Linked DNA regions of Homo sapiens: region 2 is linked to region 1. Evidence: read pairs that join two places in POLR2A ChIA-PET (ENCODE). Cell type or tissue: CD4-positive, alpha-beta T cell. All regions are shown on one strand. Region 1 overlaps INPP4B (inositol polyphosphate-4-phosphatase type II B). Region 2 overlaps INPP4B (inositol polyphosphate-4-phosphatase type II B).

Region 1 (2,500 bases):
ATGAAGTTCCCAGGGTTGGGACGGGGAGACTCCTGTAAGACTGTGTTTGGTCACTGAAGGGCTTTGAGTTTATACTTTCAGAGAGTTGAGAAGCTGTGAGAGGAAAGACATGTCCTAAGTTTCATTTAAATAGGGTCGCTTTGTTGCTCTGTTGAAAATAGACTGATATAGTGACATGTGGTGGCAGATCAGGGAGAGAAAAGGAAAAAATCAGGGAGACTTTTAAGTCATTACTGTAAACATCCAGGTGATAGACAACATTGGTAGCAGTGAAAGGGCCAAAAGTTGTTAAATTCTGGTTTCAATTAAAAGGTGCAGTCAACAGGATTTGCTGACATACTAACTGTGAGTTTATGAGAGGCAGAAAGGAGTCAAAGGTGACTCCAATAAAAGAAAAAATGTTTTGGATACATAATGCAACATTCATCTACTATGCTAGTTTCGAAAAAAGACAATTTTAGTATTTCTCTTGTAATTTTTTCTTTCTACTACTATGTGGTTTTAATGCTTTATCTTCTATTTCTATGTGTGTATATATTGAAGTTTGAAACAATCTAATATGGTAAATGACCTCTGAGCAATCTTCCCTTGATAATAAATATGTGTTCATAATATGATTTATGGAAACAAGAAAAAGAAAGCAAACGTATGTGAGAAGAAAGAGTTTGGATTTTCACTTATATTTTATTCCATGCTCTGGAATTTAAGACTCAAGATTAAAATGTAGTATTTTATATAAAGGTACTGTTATGGACTGAACTGTGTCTTCCAAAGTTCATATGTTGAGGCCCCAGCCTCCAATATGACCATATTTGGAGATAAGGGCCTATATTATGGAGGTAACTAAGATTAAAAGAGGTCATAAAGATGGGGTCTTAATACTACAGGGCTGGTATTCTTACGAGAAAAGGAGAAGATACCAAAACACTCCCTCTCTCCCTTCCTTTCTCCTTTCCTCTCTCTTTCTCTCTCTCTCTCTCCCTCTCTCTCCCTCTCTCTCCCTCCCCCACTTCCCCTTCCTGCTTATACACAGAAGATAGACCATCTGAGAAGGTAGCAAGAAGGCAGCCATCTGCAAGCCAAGTAAAAAGCCCTCACCAGGAACTGAACAGGCTGGCACCTTGATCTGGGACTTCCTAGCTTCCAGAACCGTGAGAAAATAAATTCCTGTTGTTTAAGCCATACAGTTTATGGTATTTTGTCATGACAGCCCAAGCTGAGCAATATCAGTATCACTCTCTTATTTACGTCTACATTAGATAACATGTGTCACTTTCATGGCACATGACTATGGTGCTAATAGAAGTTTCATTCCTTTGTCCCTAGCTCATGCAAACCAGTGAAAGCAATGTTATTTTAGGAATAACTTCTATTTCAGTTACTTTCTCTTTCCATAATGATAGTCATTCATGTCTTAAATCACCGTTAGTAACAGATAATATTAATTGATTTTCTATGGATTTTTATTTAGCAGATGTACAAGGGTCCATGCATTTGCAGTTCTAAAAAGCACTCTAGGTGATTCTAACCACACTTTGAAAAACGCTGAGATAAAGTTATTTACACAATAAATATCATGCATGTTGGGCCTTACTATATATCTCAAACATCGATATTCTTAAAGATTGCTAAGAGAGTTTACAGTTACTTTATCAAAAATTTGCAAAAAAGGTCAAGGTTTACAAATAATCCAGACAGGGCAGAGCTGATGCCAAAATGTTTGATGTGTTTACCATTTTAGTCAGCTTATGACTCACACACGGTGTGTATTGCCACTGCCACCTCCTATTTCTGGAACAGCTCAGTTAAGTCTTTTTAAAGTTCATGTTCCTAAGCCAGAAACACTATGTAGGATTTGGGTGGGGGCATATCTCTAGGTATCAAGTTCTCCATTTATGAAAAGAGTATAATTTAATTTCCACTACCTTATACTATAGTGACATAGTCTGGAGTCAAAAGGTGGGCTAGTTTTGAGGAAAGTGGAAAAGTGGCTGGTAATATATTTAGAATCAGAGAAAGGAGCTCTACTTTGAAATGGGAAGTGTTTCTGCTACTGGTCTCCTGGTACACAGTTACAGGTCTAGGCATAATTATCTGCCTATTTCTGCTCTGTGTCCCCAGTTTAGCTTCCGAATCCTCCTTCCTTGATCTTGATGCAAGTGTTCATGTGATAGTGACAAAGATGAGTCTTATATAGAACTACAAAACAAACAAGGATGGAATGAAGGGATCCAGCCCTAAGACAGGGTTTCGAATGCACAAACTCAAGAAAGTCTGCTCCAAAACTTTACCATGGCCCTGATATTAGTTAATAACCTGATTTAAACCTTGGGCCTTCTTAAAATATTTTTATAATGTGGGATATATTCCAAGGAGAAGGGAGAGTAACAGAGAAGAACAAGGTTTAGGGTAGCAGAGAAGACCCTAGCCTATTCTGGGAAAAAGAAAAAAAAATTGAAAGAAAATATTTGATATTTTTGTAAAGTTAATAATTTGTTAC
Region 2 (2,500 bases), 220 kb after region 1:
TTGATAGTTCAGAGACTCTATCTACTTTGATCTTCAGGACAAAACTAGTATGAATATGGGCAAATATTATGACTTCTACTTTACGGAAGTAAAAGTTTAATCTCTAAGAACTAGAAAATACATAAATAGCTTCCTGTTTTGTAAGATCCATTGCACAAACTGGTTTAATTAAAGGCTCAGGTTAAGAAATAAGGAACTGAACAAATGTGACTCTAAGCTATGCTCTTAATCTACCATTTAAAAAATTTCTTGTCCAAGGTAACATGAATTTACTACTAGAACTGGTAATTACACGCATAAACTAGTGTTCTCATTATACAAATTACCTCCCACATACACCCATTATTAAATAGCACTACGAATAAGGCTACGATTGGCCAGTCACCAAATCCTTTCCCCTTTGCTCCTTTACACACATGTAAACAATGCTTCCCAGCCTTCTGTGCAATTAGGTGACTGAGATCTGGCTGACAGAGTGCAGGTAGATGTTACATACATTTATTCTGGGTCTGGCCTACAAAACCCCTCTATACTATCCTCCATGTTCTCCTTCCCTCTCCATTAGCTGAATGAGGAAGACAAGAAGTGCCGATTCACAAGAGGAAAGGATCCTAGATCCCTGTGTGACTATATAGAAAGCCTTCTAGCTACCAGCAATAGCCAGATTGGAATTTATATGAAAAGAAATAAACTTATATTCCAATAAACTAACTACCAAGATTTAGGAATTTCCAAAGTGGTGTACCATTTTCTACTCCCACTAGCAAAGTATAAGAATTCCATTTGTTCTACATTCTCACCAACATTTAGACTTCTTAATCTTAGATATTCCATCCATATGTAGTTGTAACTGTGGCTTTAATTTGCTTTTTCTTGTGACTTTTAGTTTTAAGCATTTTCATCATGCTTATCACCCATTTGTTACATCTTTATTTGAGAACTATTCAAATCTTTTTTTAACTAGGAAGTTTATTTTCTATTATTGTGGGATAGGAGTCACTATTATATTCTGGATACAATCTTTTGTCAAATATATATTTTTGTCAGAAATATTTTCTCCTAATCTGTGGCTTGCCATTTAATTTTCTTAATGGTTTCTTTCAAAAATCAGAAGTTTTTTATATATAGAAACTCTAATTTATCAGTTTTCCACTTACGGTTTGTGCTTTTTAAGTCATATGTTAGAAATTATTTGCTGTACAGCATTAGAAAAATAGTCTATTTTGTTTTCTTTTTTAAAGTTTTATATTTTAGCTCTTGCAATTTGGAAAATAATTTATCTAGTGAGAATAAAAGCTGGTGTTCATTTTGTTGCATAGGTTTATCCAGTTGTTCTAAAAATATTTATTGCTAAGAATTTCCTCAGTAAATGCCTTGATGCCTATGCAAAAATCAACTGACCACTATATACAGGTCTCTTGTGGACATTGTATTTTGGACTACTGACTGATTTGTCTATACTTACGTGGTATGGTTTGGCTCTGTGTCCCCTCCCAAATCTCATCTTGTAGCTCCCATAATTCCCACGTGTTTTGGGAGGGACCCGGTGAAAGAAGATTGAATCACGGGGGTGGGTCTTTCCTGTGATATTCTCATGATAGTGAATAAGTCTCATGAGATCTGATGGTTTTAAAAACGGGAGTTTCTCTGCACAAGCTCTCTCTTTGCCTGCTGCCATCCAGGCAGCAAGGATGTGACTAGCTCCTCCTTGCTTTCTAACATGATTGTGAAGCCTCCCCAGCCATATGGAACTGTAAGTCCAATAAACCTCTTTCTTTTGTAAATTGCCCAGTCTCAGGTATGTGTTTATGAGCAGTGTAAAAATGGACTAATACATTATGCTAGTACCACAATGTCTGGATTACAGAAGCATTATAGTAAAATTTGAAAGTAGAGAATACAAATTCCCTAACTTTGTTCTTCTTCAAAACGTTTGTCTATTCTTGATCCTGTGGATTTCTATATAAATTTAGTATTAGCTTGTCAATTTCTACCCTAGCCCCCCAAAATCTGTCAGTATTTTGATTGAAATTACATTAAATTTATATATCAATTTTTGGAGAACTAATAAAATTGAGTTTCTTAGTCCATGGATTAAACATGAAATAAAAATCTTAAATTCTCTAAGCAACATTTTATAGTTTTCACTGTAGAAATCTTGCACATGTTTATTAATTTCCCAGAGTATTTTACGTTTGGGGGATGTTATTATAAACAATTAATCTAAAATTTATTTGCAGATTGTTTCTGCATGAATACAGAAATACATTTGTATAAAATTGGCCTTGCATCCTATGGTCTTTATATACGCACATATTACTTTTAGTTGCCTTTTTGATTTGTCAAGATTTTCTGCAAACACATATATTCTGTGAATAAAGACAGTTTTACTTATTCCTTTGGAATTGTGATGGCTTTTACTTCTTTTTCTCATCTTTTTGCATTGATTAGGATTTCAGTACAATGTTGAATAGAAAGCAGACACAACCTGTTTCTGATC

Evidence for each region. ChIA-PET counts read pairs that join two places held together with the same protein. Peaks named below come from ENCODE experiments on the same cell type or tissue, not always from the same donor. Only the 100,000 strongest peaks of a DNase experiment are listed, where the experiment ranks them.
Region 2: POLR2A ChIA-PET joins it to region 1 with 6 read pairs; 2 of 35 experiments call an interaction of 5 or more read pairs at or near these places.

What each region holds. Positions count from the first base shown.
Region 1 is chr4:142,263,999-142,266,498 of GRCh38, forward strand. All of the region lies in intron 10 of INPP4B (inositol polyphosphate-4-phosphatase type II B), which reads right to left. Among named protein-coding and RNA genes, the nearest start is that of INPP4B, 580 kb to the right of the region's middle. In CD4-positive, alpha-beta T cell, no CTCF peak of the experiment used is centred here; no DNase peak of the experiment used is centred here; H3K27ac peaks cover 455 bases.
Region 2 is chr4:142,485,489-142,487,988 of GRCh38, forward strand. All of the region lies in intron 2 of INPP4B (inositol polyphosphate-4-phosphatase type II B), which reads right to left. Among named protein-coding and RNA genes, the nearest start is that of INPP4B, 360 kb to the right of the region's middle. In CD4-positive, alpha-beta T cell, no CTCF peak of the experiment used is centred here; no DNase peak of the experiment used is centred here.